Linked DNA regions of Homo sapiens: region 1 is linked to region 2. Evidence: read pairs that join two places in POLR2A ChIA-PET (ENCODE). Cell type or tissue: MCF 10A. All regions are shown on one strand. Links, peaks and the distances in the headings refer to the core of each region. The heading gives the core; the rest is flanking DNA.

Evidence for each region. ChIA-PET counts read pairs that join two places held together with the same protein. Peaks named below come from ENCODE experiments on the same cell type or tissue, not always from the same donor. Only the 100,000 strongest peaks of a DNase experiment are listed, where the experiment ranks them.
Region 1: POLR2A ChIA-PET joins it to region 2 with 5 read pairs; 8 of 35 experiments call an interaction of 5 or more read pairs at or near these places.

Annotation. Positions count from the first base shown.
Region 1 is chr10:69,228,165-69,236,426 of GRCh38, forward strand. HKDC1 (hexokinase domain containing 1) reads left to right here. Exons shown (of 18, transcript NM_025130.4): 3 at 4,600-4,748; 4 at 4,850-4,969. It overlaps LOC101928994 (a long non-coding RNA gene), which reads right to left and starts at 4,326. Exons shown (of 5, transcript NR_120648.1): 1 at 4,207-4,326. RefSeq lists enhancers at 1,055-1,224, 1,524-1,583, 1,624-1,673, 3,670-4,869, 4,483-5,208. In MCF 10A, for the core only: no CTCF peak of the experiment used is centred there; a DNase peak (open chromatin) is centred at 4,377.
Region 2 is chr10:69,324,389-69,332,715 of GRCh38, forward strand. The region is part of intron 1 of HK1 (hexokinase 1); the gene reads left to right. Among named protein-coding and RNA genes, the nearest start is that of HK1, 9.7 kb to the left of the region's middle. RefSeq lists enhancers at 1,417-2,025, 4,479-5,280, 5,281-6,082 and silencers at 3,565-3,859, 3,585-3,879. In MCF 10A, for the core only: no CTCF peak of the experiment used is centred there; DNase peaks (open chromatin) are centred at 1,933, 3,783 and 8,093.

The sequences.
Region 1 (8,262 bases), core at 1-8,000, 96 kb before region 2:
CTTAACTTTTCCAGTTTCGAGAGGCCACCTGCATCCTTGAGGCATGCCCCTTTCTGTTCTCAAAGCCAGCAGTGTAGCCTCTTCAGGTCCCTCTCTGACCTGACCTTCTGCCTCCTTTCAACATTTAAAGATCCTGTGATCACGTTAGTCATGCTTAGATAATCCAGGATAATCTCCCAACTTCAAGGTCAGCTGATGAGCAATTTTGATCCCATCTGCAACCTTAATTCCCCTTTGCCTTGCACCCTCAGATATTCACAGGATCTGGGGATTAGGATGTGAGCATCTTTGTTGGGGGTGGGGGACATTATTTTGCCTACAATGGCCTAGAAATCTGTAGATAGGATCTATGAGGTCCCATCCAACTCTTCCATTCTCAGCCTCTGAATGAAGCTGTAAGAGGGAAAAGGGCTGCTACTGGCCTGGAGTGGTGGCTCACGCCTGTAATCCCAGAACTTTGGGAGGCCGAGGGGGGCAGATCACTTGAGGTCAGATGCTCGAGACCAGCCTGGCCAACATGGTGAAACTCCACCTCTACTAAAAATACAACAATTAGCCAGGTGTGATGGCATGCACCTGTAATCCCAGCTACTCGGGAGGCTGAGGCAGGAGAATCACTTGAACCTGCAAGGCAGAGGTTGCAGTGAGCCGAGATTGCGCCACTGCACTCCAGCCTGGGTGACAGAGCGAGACGCCATCAAAAAAGAAAGAAAGAAAGGAAGAAGAAAGAAAGAAAGAAAGAGAGAGAAAGAAGAAAGAAAGGAAAGAAAGAAGAAAGAGAAAGAAAGAAAGAGAAAGAAGAAAGAAAGAAAGCAAAGAAAAAGAAAGAAAGAAAGAGAGAAAGCTGCCATTTACTGAGCAACCACTGTGGTCATGGGGTGCTGGGGACTCGCTGAGCCACATATTTCCTGTGACAACCCTGTGGTGTGGCTGTTCAGACAGAACCACCAAGGACCAAGGGGTTTCTCCCATGTCAGGGTCCCAGTGCCCAAACCGAGCTCGTGAAAGAGCACTGGGGCTCTCGCAGGAGCAGGGTCTGAGGTTTGGGAGCTCTCAGGGGGCTTTGATGGGATCAGTCGTGTTCTGGACCTCTCTGGAGCAATGCCTGGATCAAGGTAGCTTGGCTCTGCTGGTTGAGAGGCCCTGGGACACTGCACTGGGAAAGGCCCTGTGCCCTCACTTGTGGGTAGGTGCTTGGGATGGACAGTGCCCTGTCCTGGAAGGACGTTGAGCTTCGGAGAGAGACAGCCCTACTTTGAAATCTTGGCTCTGTCCTTGCCACAGCTTGACGAGAGTACTGGGACGTGTCCTTGACAGGGCATCTGGGGCCCCTGGGAGGAAGCAGCTGAGTCATGTGGGGAGCACCAGGGCTAAGTCCGCCTGGCTTCCTGGACTGCAGCCCCTCCTCCTGATACAGACAAGGTGTGTCCCCAGAAGCAAGGGAAGGTGGCCTTTGATGGTCTGGAGGCTCTGGGACAGGCGGTGTCCTCCTGGCCCTGGCTGCTTCTGAAGGTTCAGAAGTGAAACTAACTAAGTCATAGAAACTCTCTCCTCCTTAGCCGGGAAGACGCCCAGCTCCCCATCCCCGTCTCCGCAGAGCCTCTCACCACACAAAGCATCTCACCAGTGATTCTGTTGTGCCGAGGTCCCTGGGCCCAGAGTCCCTAATAAGCCAGGTGTTCTTGGTAAATCCCGGCACCATACATGATTGTCAGGATTTAATGAGATCATGTGGATGGCGTGCTTTAACATCTCTAAAATCTTGTCCCAAGTCCTCCTAGCTCTTGTGAGCTGGTGGTATAATTTCATGATTACCGACAAAAAACAAGCAAAACTCTCCTAATTCCTTATGGTGTCCGTTTCAGAAATGTATGCAGCTTCCAGAGAAGTCCTGAGTTTGCCTACTCCCATCAGGACCTATCTGCGAGGGAGTCACCTGTTTGAGCCTTAGTTACCACCCAGCCTTTTGGTCAGGGGGCTGCAGTGGTCTGTTCTGACAGGATCAAGTGCCTTAAAAGTGCTGTGTTAATACTGGAGCCTTCTCTGCCAGTCATGGAAGGGGCATGGGAAGCATGAGGGTGACTGTGATTCTTTGGCTTGACCCCTGCTGGCTCTGTTCCAGGCCTTAGCCTCCAGTCAGCCTCCAAGGCCAAATAGGCCTTGGGGGTGAGCCCGGGAGCCCTGAGGTCGTCAGCCTGGAGCCTCGAGTGTTTCCTAATACACACTTTCCCAGCCCCTCCCCCTGGGGACTCTGAATCTCCAGGAATCTCCGCATTCAGCCACTGTGCACCTTTGGGAGACTCTGCACTGGGTAAAAGGAGGGAGTGAAGGCACCAGCACCAGCAGTGACTTACGAGAAGGGAACCATTGGGTCCAAGGCAGTTCATGGAGGGTCCTCTGGAGCAGGCAGATTGGCCAAAGCAATTTACCCCGCTTAGGACACTGTTTTCTCTTTTCTTTCTTTTTAGAAACAAGGTCTCCCTCCGTTGCCCAACCTGCAGTGCAATGGAGCCATCATAGATCACTGCAGCCTTGACCTTCTAGGCTCAAGTGATCCTCCTGCTTCAGCCTCCCAAGTAGCTGGGACTACAGGTGCATGCCACTACGCCCAACTGACTTTTTTGTCTTTTGTTTTGTAGAGACAGGGTTTTACCATATTGACCAGGCTGGTGTTGAACTCTTGGCAAGGGATTAATTCTCCTGCCTGGGCCTCCCAAAGTGCTGGGACCACAGGTGTGAGCCACCGTGCCTGGCCGGGGCTGTTTTCTTGATGTCTGTGAAGACTCTGAGGCCCCACAGACTGCTGTTGCCTGGGCAAGTCCTCCCTCTCCCAGGGTCCACTGGTTCCTTTTTTCTGGGGTCAGAGACAGAAGGGATCACACCATGTGGCATCCATGAAATGGCACCTCGAGCCACTGGTGGAGTGAGGTGTTTGATAGTGATTGCGATGCGGGCCGGGAGTGGGATGCCTCCACACCGACACTGGCCAGGTCTCAGCACATCCCCTCCCGTCCGATGGCAGTGCAGCAGCCTCTTCTTTTGTTAAACCCTCAGTCTATTCTGGTTGGTGTCAGAGGCATTTGTCCCCAGAATCTCAGATCTTGGCACTCCCTAGCTTAAAATCTTTCTGCAGCTCCCTCTCACCTTCCAGATAAAGCCCAAGCTCCTTGGGGTGGATAGCTTTTCCAAATCCTTCCAAATTTAACCTGAGAGCCACCTTCCAACCTCATTTCTGTGACAGCTGCCCTCCTTTGGCAAAAGCACACTCACTCTTAGCGGATGCTTTCTCATTCCTTTGCCCGTGGTTCCTCTCCCTGGGACCCCCGCTCCCGGCAGCCTGGCAGCCTGACTCCTGCTCACCCTTCAACACTCAGCTCTGTGTCCCCTCCCTGCAAAGCCAGCTGCCTTTGTCTCCCAGCTTTGACCTGGATATCTCTCCCTGTGCCTCTCACAATCTGAGCACTGGTCCTACTATATGGAAATAGCTGATTTATGCGCCTGTATTTCGGATCAATTTCCCAGGGAGCACACCGTCTTTCATCTGCGCATCCCTAGCACCTAACACATGTTACTCAGCACAGAGTAGATGCTCAGTAAATGTGTGGACATAGATTGTGGGATCTACCCTACCTCCTACACAGCAAGACAGCATCTGGGAGAACCCTCTTACTTGGTGCATAATATATACTAATAAAAGTTGCATAGGATTAACTCCCTGAATTCCCTCACCAAATAATAAATGACTCCATCAGCTCCTTTGTGGCTGATCTGTGAAGGTAAGAATTTCCGGATGTCTACACAAAAACAAAAAATCGAGCTGGCTGCACCTTTGCTACTCTAACTATGGTCTACAGACCAGCAACAGCAGCAACATCACCAAGTTGGCCAGGCTGTTCTTGAACTGCTGACCTCAGGTGATCTGCCCGTCTCGGCCTCCCAAAATGCTGGGATTACAGGCATGAGCCACTGTGCCCAGCCCCCACCTTTCAATTAATGGCATCTGTCTTGGGCTGGGCTGGGTTGTGTTCCAATGTCTCCTTTTGGAGTGGCTCTGGCCTAAAAAAATCAGCATCCTTGGCACCTCAAGGGCCATTGTTTAGTCCCTGTCTCCTCTCCCCTCCAGGAGTGTTTTCCCTCTGCCCATAGGATCATCGGCTGCAGGAGGCTGGCTGCTCCTCGCCGCACATCCTGTCTTCCCCCTCATACCTTTATCCGAGTTTCCCCAGGCTGGGAGCACCAGCTCTCTCTTCCCAGTGATGGCATCCCAGGATGGGCTCCACCGTCGAGGCCACCTCTCATACCACCGCAAGGGCTGTGCTCACATTTGCCCTCTCCAGTTGACATGCACATTCCTACAGCATGAGCCAGTGGGTTGGGCTCAGGCTGCAGAGTCAGGCTGACTTAGTTCACATCTCAGCTCTGCGCCTTACCTCGAGGGCTCTGAGAAATGGCCAGAGTCCTCAGCCTTGGCAAATGAGCATAATGATACCTAGTGGCTGTGATTTGAAGACGTTGATTATATGTCCAACCTCTAATGCAGAGCTTGCCATATCTGTAGTAGACCCTCAATAAATGGAAACTGAATTTGTTTCTTAATAGAAAATGGGGAGTTCCTTTCCCTGGATCTCGGAGGGTCCAAGTTCCGAGTGCTGAAGGTGCAAGTCGCTGAAGAGGGGAAGCGACACGTGCAGATGGAGAGTCAGTTCTACCCAACGCCCAATGAAATCATCCGCGGGAACGGCACAGAGGTACCTGGCAGGTGGCTCCTGTGACCGCAGGGAAGGCGGTGGCATCCGTGTGTGGGGAAACCACACCTTAGCCCATGTACTTTGCTTTCTCTTCTCTGCAGCTGTTTGAATATGTAGCTGACTGTCTGGCAGATTTCATGAAGACCAAAGATTTAAAGCATAAGAAATTGCCCCTTGGCCTAACTTTTTCTTTCCCCTGTCGACAGACTAAACTGGAAGAGGTAAGGCGCGGAGGGAAGCAGCAGTGCAGGAATTGGGGCTTGGGGAATGTGGGCACGGGTGGGAGTCAGGCTGCACGCAGGAGAGAACAGCAGGAGCTTTCTTGTTTGTCTTTTTCTTTTCTTTTTGTTCATGATGAGGTGGCAGCGTGAGGCAGAGAACTTGTTAACGCAATGGCCTTGATTTTATGATTAACGTGGGCACAGCTCGGGGGAGTAGAATGCTTTTCACTAGCTCTCAAACCTTGGTGTGAGGAATTCCTTGGAGGGCTTGTTTTAAGCACAGATTGCTGGGCCTACTGGAATCAGTGGTTCTGCAAGGAGGCCCTAAATTCGCCTCCCTGACAGGTTCCTGGCAGATGTGATGCTGCCTGAGGCCTGCACTTAGGACCACTGACATAGCCAACTAGAAGAAACATGGGAAGGCTGGGGAGTCTCTCCCTGTAGTGAGCCCTCAGGAGGAGGATTAGAATGGGGGCACTGGAGGACCAGGCGCGGTGGCTCACGCCTATAATCCCAGCACTTTGGGAGGCCGAGGCGGGCGGATCATGAGGTCAGGAGATCGAGACCATCCTGGCTAACATGGTGAAACCCCGTCTCTACTAAAAATGCAAAAAATTAGCTGGGTGTGGTGCCGGGCGCCTGTAGTCCCAGCCACTTGGGAGGCTGAGGCAGGAGAATGGCGTGAACCCGGGAGGCGGAGCTTGCAGTGAGCCGAGATTGTGCCACTGCACTCCAGCCTGGGTGACAGAGCAAGACTCCGTCTCAAAAAAAAAAAAAGGAATGGGGGCACTGGAGGAGTGAGAATGTCCTGGAGCAGACACAGAGCCTGGGATACACAGTCTGAACTGTGTCACCAGCTAGGCCGGGGTTCCTGGTAACTCATCTCTGTGTGTCTCAGTTTTCAATCTGTAAGCAGGAGGAAGCTAACCCAATCTTATGTGAATAAAGACAGCAAATAAGGGGACGTTCTGGGGCCAGGTTGGGGGAGTTACTGTCAAGAGTCTAGTCTCCCCGGGCCACTCCTGTCTGGGTTGGGGACCCTGATCAATCTCCTCCTCCTGGCCCTCCTGGTTATGATGCCCAGTTGACAGTCACATGGACCTCCTTGGGATGTGCTTGATATTGTTGGCTTGAGTCACTTATTGGTGTGGAATAGTGAAAGGGAATGAGCTTTCATGTTCCACACACATGGCTTTGAATCATGGTTCAGGACAAATTGTGTCCCCTTGGACCAGTTCCTTAATTTCATGAGCCTCTTGTTTTCTCTTTGAGAAAATTTTATTTATTTTTATTTTTTTCTTTGTAGAGATGAGGTCTCACTATATTGCCCAAGCTGGTCTCAAACTCCTGGGTTTAAGTAATCTGCCTGCCTCTGCCTCCCAAAGCGTTGGGATTACAGGCATGGGCCATTGTGTCCCACCTTGTTTTCTCATTTGTAAAGCAGGGATAATAACATCTGCTTGTTGGGCTGAGGTGAAGCTTAGGCAAAGCATTTGTAAAGCATCCAACACTGTGGTTGGGCCTTACACAGTAGCTGCTAGGCTGTGGTGACTGTCCCTGGATTACTTGTCTCTTTGTGCTTTTGTATCTTATCCCTAAATTCAACAGAGGTTTTTGGAGGGCAAGCAGTGCCCGCCAAGGGCACAGACCTTCCCCGCCAAGGTCTCTGACAATGTGTTGTATTTAATAGGTGCTTGATAACTATCTCACAGTTGAAAGGTGTCAATCATTTATTTGATTCCATCGTGGGAATTTGCCATCATCTATACAGGGGACAGGCTGAGTTTTACTTTTTCATTCTTTTATAAAGAAAGGACTGAGAAAAATAATATAAAGAAGGTTCCAGGGGCCTGGCGTGGTGGCTTTTGCCTATAATCCCAGCACCCTGGGAGGCTGAGGCGGGAGGATTGCTTGAGCCAGGGAGTCCAGGCTGCAGTGGGCTGTGATCACACCACTGCACTCCAGCAGCGCAGGCCACAAAGCGAGACTCCATCTCTAAAACAAGCAGCCAGATGCGGTGGTTCATGCCTGTAATCCCAGCACTTTGGGAGGCCGAGGGGGGCAGATCACCTGACATCAGGAGTTCAAGACCAGCCTGGCCAACATGGTGAAACCCCATCTCTATTAAAAATACAAAAATTAGCTGGGCCTGGTGGCGGGCGCCTGTAATCCCAGCTACTCGGGAGGCTGAGGCAGGAGAATCACTTGAACCCACAAGGTGGAGGTTGTGGTGAGCTGAGATCACGCCACTGCATTCCAGCCTGGGTGACAGCGCGAGACTCTGTCAGAAACAAACAAACAAACAAAAAACAACAACAAGCAAACAAAAAACAAACAAAAAAGTTTCCAGGGAATGTTTGGGTGAGACCAAGTGGAGCTGGCTGGCAGAGAAAGGTCCTAGGAGTGAGTAGATGTGTATGTCAGGGGGTTGGGAATCAGGGCCCTGGCTGGATCCTGTAGTGCAGGTGGTGGAGTGAGAGTGTGCCAGCTGCTCTTATTAGAGAGCTCTGGAACAGAGACTCCAGGAAGAAGGAAGAAAATTCTCAAGCTCTGTGAGAATTCATTCAACTTTAAGAATTAAATGCACATGCTTTCTTGATAGCTTGGCAGCGGAGGGTGTGAACGGATGGTTTATCCATCCAGGATTTTGTCATTTATCTATGTTGAATACCCACCAACATCTTTCTCAATAATAATGATAAAAGCACGTGCCTCCGGTTTTGACACTGTACCTCGCGCTGTGCCAAATGCTTTATGCGCATTATCTTGTTAAATCCCCCAAACAATTCTAAGAGGTAGATATGATTATCTTCATTCTATATTTGAGAAACACTGCAGCTCAGCGAGGTTAAGAGACTTGCACAAAGCCACACAACCAAGAGTAGCCCACCCCAAGTTCATAAGCTCCCCAACTACAGTGCCTTTCCAGAAAGACACCACTTTAGAACTTCATTTAAAATGGCAGCAGGTGCCTGAAAGCATTTTGATTTTTTTTTTTTTTTTTGAGCTCTGTCGCCCAGGCTGGAGTGCAGTGGTGTGATCTCGGCTCACCACAATCTCCGTCTCCCAGGTTCAGGCAATTCTCCTGTCTCAGCCTCCCGAATGGTGGTATTACAGGTGCCTGCCACCACACCCAACTAATTTTTGTATTTTCAGTAGAGACGGAGTTTCACCATGTTGGCCAGGCTGGTCTTGAATGCCCAACTTCAGGAGATCCTCCCGCCTCAGCCTCCCAAAGTGCTGGGATTGCAGGCGTGGTGAGCCACTGTGCCCGGCCCATTTTGACCCACTTA
Region 2 (8,327 bases), core at 267-8,266:
GAGACCAGCCTGACCAACATGGTGAAACCCCGTCTCTACTAAAAATACAAAAAAGGTGCCAGATGTGGTGGCTCATGCCTGTAGTCCCAGCTTCTCGGGAGGCTGAGGCAGAAGAATCACTTGAACCTGGGAGGCGGAGGTTGCAGTGAGCTGACACTCCAGTCTGGGTGACAGAACGAGACTCCATCTAAACAAAAATAATAATTAAAAAAAAATGAAGTATTTGCTGTGTTATATGTGCAAAGCATATGGGCTATGAGGGCCCACAGCATGGTGTGGTCATACCTTGGGTGGGAAATCCCTAGGCTAGGAACTGCTTACAGCTAGGCTGCAGATGTTAGCTCCTTAAGTGCTTCAGGAAGCTGCTCCCATCCCCAGTTCTGGGGATGTGTTAGTCTGTTTGGAGTAGCAGGACAGGTGCCCACTGCCTTCTGGCCTAATAAACCTTAACAACGGGATCTTTTGCAACCACTTAATATACACTGGGTTGTGTTCATTGTATTTGATCTTAAAGAAAAATAGGTAAAAATTTTACAGTTTGATTGGTCTTGATTTCTGGAAATAACATTGACTTCTGGTAAACAGTACACATCAGGGATATTATACTTAGAAACTTTGTAAGGTGGAGTCAAAATTAATTGTCACAAAAATGTGTATTTTTTTTTTTTTTTTTTTTTTTTGAGATGGAGTCTTCGCTCTGTTGCCCAGGCTGGAGTGCAGTGGCACGATCTCAGCTCACTGCAAGCTCCGCCTCCTGGGTTCTCGCCATTCTCCTGCCTCAGCCTCCTGAGTAGCTGGGACTACAGGCGCCTGCCACCACTCCCGTCTAATTTTTTGTATTTTTAGGAGAGACGGGGTTTCACTGTATTAGCCAGGATGGTCTCGATCTCCTGATCTTGTGATCCGCCTGCCTCGACCTCCCAAAGTGCTGGGATTACAGGTGTGAGCCACCACACCCGGCCATGTATTTTCTTATTCTTTTTTTTTGAGATGGAGTTCTGCTCTGTTGCCCAGGCTGGAATGCAGTGATGTGATCTCGGCTCATTGCAACCTCTGTCTCCTGGGTTCAAGCGATTCTCCTGCCTCAGCCTCCTGAGTAGCTGGGATTACAGGCACCAGCCAATGCTCCTGGCCTGCATTTTTTTTTTTTTTTTTGAGATGGGGTCTCACTCTGTATCCTGGGTTGGAGTGCAGTGGTGTGATCTCAGCTCACTGAAACCTCCATCTCGCGGGTTCAAGTGATACTTCTGCCTCAGTGCCCCCCCCTGCCCCCCAGTAGCTGGGATTACAGTCGCCTGCCACCATGCCCGGCTAATTTTTGTATTTTAAATAGAGACTGGGTTTCACCATGTTGGCCAGGCTGGTTTCAAACTCCTGACCGCAAGTGATCTGCCCGCCTTGGCCTCCCGAAATGCTGGGATTACGGGTGCCAGCTACTGCCTCTGGACTGCATTTTTTTTTTTTGAGACAGAGTCTTACTCTGTCGCCTGGGTTGTAGTACAGTAGCACGATCTCACCTCCCTGCAACCTCTGCCTGCCAGGTTCAAGCGATTCTTCTGCCTCAGCCTCCCTAGTAGCTGGGATTACAGGTGCCTGCCACTACACCCAGCTAATTTTTTGTATTTTTTGTAGAGACGGGGTTTCACCGTGTTGGCCAGGCTGGTCTTGAATTCCTGACCTCGTGATTCACCCGCCTCGGCCTCCCAAAGTGTTGGGATTACAGACGTGAGCCACCGCGCCTGGCCGCTTTTTTTTTTTTTAATGGCTTTTTGTCTCTGGGCATCCTGGAACACTTCGTGAGTGTCATGTCGGGTATGAATTATATATATATGTAATTGAGATTACACTATAAATGTTTCTGCACACAACTATACTAACATATGTGTAGGTGTGTGTATGCTTTCATATGCTCTTTCAAAAGCCTCAGCGAGGTTGTCAGTACAGGAAGTATTATTCCCGGGCTTCCCAGCACGGCTCCCTCCCCAGGGCATCCTGCTGCCTGCCTTGTGTGTTGCAGACAGAAGGCAAGCAATTTATTCCCCATTTAGAAACAGAGACTGAAGGCCCATCCAGAGGAGATAAAACATTTTTCTAAGGTCGAAAGAAAATCAGGAATAGGATTCAGAGGGCTCTTCTTGCTTCCTCTGTTTCCTTCTTTTAGGAGAAAAACCTGTCCTTGTTGATTTTAATGTTTTACCTTGGAACCTGTATTTTAATACTGTCCCCTCACAAATCAATACATTTGAGTTAATTTTTTATTATGAAATATTTGAGGCACATAAAAGAAGATTGAGGTTCACATAAACACCTCTGAGTCTGCTACTCAGCTTGAGAAGTTATAGACACAATTACAATTACATTACAGACACAGTTGAAGCCCTTTCTATGCCATCTCTGAGATAGTTTGCTGCTTCTCCCTTCGGAGGTGACCTCTGTCCTGAATTTGGTGTTTATCTTTTCATGCATGTTTTTACGCTTTTATTACATATGCATATGTCTATAAACAGTATATGGTATTGCTTTATAGATATATGGTTTTGATCTTTTGTAAATGGTGCTATACTGACTATGTGTTTAAGCAATATATGGTATTGCTTTGTGTGGTTTTAAACTTTTTTTTTTTTTTTTTTTTTTGAGATGGAATCTCATTTTGTTGCCCAGGCTGGAGTGCAGTGGCACGGTCTCAGCTCACAGCAACCTCTGCCTCCTGGGTTCAAGCAATCCTCCTGCCTCAGCCTCCTGAGTAGCTGAGATCATACCTGGCTAATTTTTTTGTATTTTTAGTAGAGACGGGGTTTCACCATGTTGGTCAGGCTGGTCTCAAAATCCTGACCTCAAGTGATCCACCTGCCTAGGCCTCTTTCCAAAGTTCTGGGATTATAGGCCTGAGCCCCCACACTCAGCCAGTTTTAAACTCTTATAAATGGTGCTATACTGTATGTATCCTTCCGCCATTTACTTTCTTTTAGCTCAACATTGTATTTTTGAGATTTTAAAAATGTTGATCTACGTAACTGTTTCATTAAACTGCTCTGGTTTCTTACAGAGTATAAAAGCTCCCTAGTTAATTCATCTATTCTGCTTTTGATAGGCATTTGTGTTTCTAATGTTTCAAGTGACAAACAATGCCTTGGTGAACTTTCTCTAGAACAACTCATTCAGCGCATGCACAAGTTTCTCTAGGCTCTAAGCTGTGTACCTAGGGCTGAGATCACCAGGCGGAGAGATGTGTGCGTTTTCCCATATACGAGATTCTGCCAAGTTGCCATCCGTGGTCATGCCAGTTCACACTCCCATCGGAAGTATGTGCAGGTTGCCTTTGTTCCACACCAACCCTTGTTATGGTCAAACCTTTGCAAATTTGTAATAGATGAGTTTTAGTCTGTTTCCTTCCTCAGTTGTTTCCATTCACATCACAGTATTCGAGCTGTGTTTAAAATTAGCCCATTTCCTGAGTTACCTTATCAGAGTCCTTGCTTCAGAGTCCCACGGACTGAAGTTGACAGCTCCATGGACTGCTGCTGCTGAGATATCTGCACTGGGGAGGGATAGTTGATGCAGGGAAAGGCTTAGGATGGCTCTCCATGGCCCCTGGTGCTGTGGGCTGACTCCGTTAAGCTTTTCTGGGAGTTGAAACACACATTTGTGAGCTTTCACTTGCACACACTTTCTCTCTTCCCGGGTGGATCCGACCCGGGTAGGGCAGGCTTATCTGTTGCGTAAATGTGCCCAGCTCTGCTCAGAGAAAACTCAAGCCAGCAGCCTCTCAGACCGTCTTCCGTAAAAGGAGAGGGTGGCTGTACCCACGTGGCAGGGAAAACTGAACCGTGAAGTCGGCGGCTCAGCCCTTTGCACACAGAAGCTGAGCTGTCCCTGTGCGAGGCAGAAAATGTCGGCTCATGTTCATCTTGAGTCTATGCCTGATTACAGGCTCCAGACTCGGAGACCTCGAGGGTGCCTTACAGGGAAGGGGGCATTCAGTGCCTACTAGGCGCCCGGCTTTTCTTTTTCTTAGCAGGGGTCTTATTTAATCATTTCTAGTACTCATATGAACCAAAGCCAACATTCATTGTTGTATTCATTGCCATGTACTGTGCTAAAGGCATCGTGAGCCTTTGCTTAGTTCATCCCCACAACGCCCTTGTGAGGTGGGTGTGATTTCAGACGGTGAGGCCCAGATAGTGAACGATAGAGCCAGCATTCAGCCTCATCAAGGCTGATGGCAGAGCTCCTGCTTTTATTATTTTCTCAATTGAGTTATAATTCACCTACCATGAAACGCATCATTGTACAGTGTACAATTCAGTGGTTTCTAATAGATTTACAAGGTTGTCCGAGCACCATCACCATCTAATTCCAGAATATTTTCATCACCCTCCGAAAAAAACTACCCGTTAGCAGTCACTTCCCATTTCTTCCTCCACCTAGCTTCTGGCAACCACTATCTACCTTTTTTTTTCTTTTTTTTTAAATGGATTTGCCTCTTATGGACATTTCATATAAATGGAATAATATAAAATGAGGCTTTTTGTGTCTAGCCTCTTTTATTTAGCATAATGTCTTCAAGGTTCATCCATGTAGTAGCATGTGTTAGCACTTCATTCCTTTTTATTGCTGAATGCTATTCCATTGTATTTATCTACTACATTTTGTTTTTCCATTTGTCAGTTGATGGGCATTTGGACTGCTTCCACTCTTTTCGGCTGTTATGAATAATGCTGCTCTGAACATTTGTGTGTGAATTTTTTTTTGTATAGACATGCTTTCTTTCTTTCTTCTTCTTTTTTTTTTTTCAGATGGAGTCTTGCTCTGTCACCAGGCTGGAGTGCAGTGGTGCAATCTTGGCTCAGTGCAACCTCTGCCTCCCGGGTTCAAGTGATTCTCCTGCCTCAGCCTCCCAAGTAGCTGGGACTATAGGCGCATGCCACCATGCCCAGCTAATTTTTGTATTTTCAGTAGAGACGGAGTTTCACCATGTTGGCCAGGATGTTCTTGATTTCTTGACCTTGTGATCCACCCACCTTAGCCTCCCAAAGTGCTGGGATTACAGGCGTGAGCCACCGCGCCCGGCCAGACATGCTTTCATGTCTGTTGGGTGTATATGTAGGAATGGAATTTCTTGGAAAACCCCTGCTTTTAATCGATTTAAGGAGGAAGGCATCAACTCCATTCAGAAATGAGCAAACGAAGGCCCCCCAGGTGGTGAATTGACTTTCTGATGACCACACAACTCATGAATGACAGGGATAGGAACACTACTGCTGGTCCCCTGATTCAGAAATCCATGTTCTTTCCACCATTACACCCAACTCTCATTGTGCAGTTTAGGGAAACAGATGCAAGGAGGGAAAGACTGGGGTGGGAGAGGGGTGGAATTGGCTTGGGATCCTCCAGGTTCCCTGCCCCCCATCTCCTGCCCCTCCCCAGCACCAGCATGGTGTCTCCTGCCTGTGCCTGCTGCCTCACCCCCAGCCCCATTTGCTTAGTGTTGATGAGCCCCTTCCACTTGGGAAGGAAATGGATCCGATAAGGTCATTAACAGTGAAATGTTAGGAATTTGCCCTGTTTTTCAAATCTCCCTTTTCATTTGTCTCCCTCTCCCATTCTTGTCTGCATTTAAAAGAGGACCCCCCAGGAGGGCAATGCTTAACCTGCATGAAAACCCCCTCAATGCTCCTTGCGATGCCCACTCCTGGCCTCTGCCTGGGGGTACTGTAAGCAGCTGTCGATTCCATCAATTGATTGACACATGGGGCTTGTCTTCAGCCATGTTATTCACCCAGACCTCATGTCCCTGATGTCTCCTGGTGCCTTCTAGGACCCTGTCTGGGTGGGTGTGGTGAGTGAAGTAGGAGACCCAGGCTACTGCTGTGATAAAGACACCACCTCACCTTTACAAAGTTCTGTTTCATTTATAAAATACTTGATTTAATCAGATGCTTACTTTAGTTGGATCTTTCCATCAAGCTTGGATGTAGGAATTTCTTCCTGCATCTTACATATGGGGCAGGTGAGTCCCAGGAAGTGGAATTCATGTGATCTCGGTGGCCAGAAAGCAGAAGAGCTAGGATGGGTACACAGACCTCCCTAACGCCAGTGGGCAATTCTTGCAGTACCTGCAGAACCAGAACGGTGGTCCAGGGCTCCAGACTCCAAAGCCATTGATGGGGTTCAGGACATACTATCCCCAAATAGTAATATGGCATTTGAGAAAACAGCAGAAGCAGGAAGGTCTCTCACCTTTCCCCTCCCTTCTTCCCTGATGCAGACTCTCATTCAAGAAGGTGTCTACCTTATACCCAGAAGAAAGGGACATCCTTATCTCTGGAGATACAGGGACACAGAGAAGAACAAACAGGGCCTGCCAAGTTCTCTTCAGTTTATCACTATTAGATCATATCCCCTTTCTCCAGTCACACTTCTTCACGATCATCCACTTCTTCATCAAACCTGACATAGGGAAATATGCAGACTTACCTGTTTCTTTTCTTTTTTTCTTTTTTTTTTTTTGAGACAGTTCTCGCTGTGTCGCCCAGGCTGGAGTGCAGTGGTGCAGTCTCGGCTCACTGCAGCCTCCACCTTCCTGGTTCAAGCAATTCTCCCACCTCGGTCTCCTGAGTAGCTGGGATTACAGGCATGCGCCACCATACCTGGCTAATTTTTGTATTTTTGGTAGAGATGGGGTTTCACCATGTTGACTAGACTGGTCTCGAACTCCTGGCCTCAAGTGATCTGCCCGCCTCGGCCTCCCAAAGTGCTGGGATCACAGGCATGAGCCGCCACGCCGGGCCAGAGTTACCTGTTTCTTTGGACCTTCATTTCCTTATGAAGGCTTCTGCGTCACCTAAAAACTTAGATTAATTTGTATACATTGTTCTTGTTACTCTGTCTTTTGTTATAGGGGCCTCAGCCATAAACCTAAGATGGGAAGGAAGGATATTTCTTTTCAGCTACTGCGTGTTCTACATTTCAGCGGCCTTCTTCATAGAAACTGTCACCCAAGGCTCTGATAATGGAGATATGTCAGAAATGCTGGGGCTGTGTGTCCAGAATAGTAGGCGCCAGCCATAGGTGGCTGTTGAGCTCTTAAAATGTAGCAAGTCTGATTTGAGATGTGCTGTGGCATATAAACTCCACACAGGTTTTCAAAAATTTCATGTGACACAAAGAATATGAAATAGCCCGTTAATAGTTTTCTAATATTGGCTGGGCATGGTGGCTCACACCTGTAATCCTGGCACTTTAGAAGGCTGAGGCCAGAGGATCACTTGAGCCCAGGAGCTTGAGATCAGCCAGGGCAATATAGCGAGACCTCATCTCTGCAAATAATTAAAAACGTCAGCTGGGCATGGTGGCACACATCTATGGTCCCAGCCACTTGGGAGTCTGAGGTGAGAGGATTGCTTGAGCCCAGGAGGTCAAGGCTGCAGTGAGCCATGATTGGAGTGCACTGCACTCCAGCCTAGGTGATGGAGCCAAGACCTTGTCTCAAAAAAAAAAAAATTTTTTTTCTGATATTGATTAGACATAGAAACAACATTTTGGATATACTGGGTTAAATAAAATACATTATTTCATTTGGGAGTCTGAGGCAGAAGGATTGCTTTGATTGTTTGAGGCTGCAATGAGCCTTGATTGCACCACTGCACTCCATTCTGGGTGACAGAGTGAGATTATCTAAAAAACAAAATTAATTTCATCTGTTCTTTTTAAATGTGGCTAGTAGGAAACTTAAAATTGCATATGTGGCTCATATTATCTTCCTGTTGGACAGTGCTCTGCTAGATGGTAAATTCCATGGCTCAGGAGTTTGCACTCTGCATTTAAAGCAGTGGGTTTCTGGGCATCCTTGGGCCTCAGTTTCCTCATGTGTAAGCCACAGTTTCCTCATCTGGAATCCATTATCTCGAAAGGACCCATCCAGCTTGAGCAGTATTGTGAGGTGACCATCAAGTTCCCTAGGCCTCATTTTCTTTCTTTCTTTCTTTCTTTCTTTTTTTCTTTTTTTGAGACAGACTCTTGCTCTGTCATCCAGGCTGGAGTGCACTGGCGCAATCTTGACTCACCGCAACCTCTGCCTCCCTGGTTCAAGCGGTTCTCATGCCTCAGCCTCTCTAGTAGCTGGGATTACAGGAGCGCCGCACCACACCCAGCTAACTTTTTTTTATAGTTTTAGTAGAGACGGGTTTTGCCATGTTGGCCAGGCTGGTCTTGAACTGGCCAAGTGATCCACCCACCTCAGCCTCCCAAAGTGCTGGGATTACAGGTGTCAGCCATTGTACCTGGCCTGGCCTCTGTTTCATCTGTCAGATAAGGTAAATGATTCC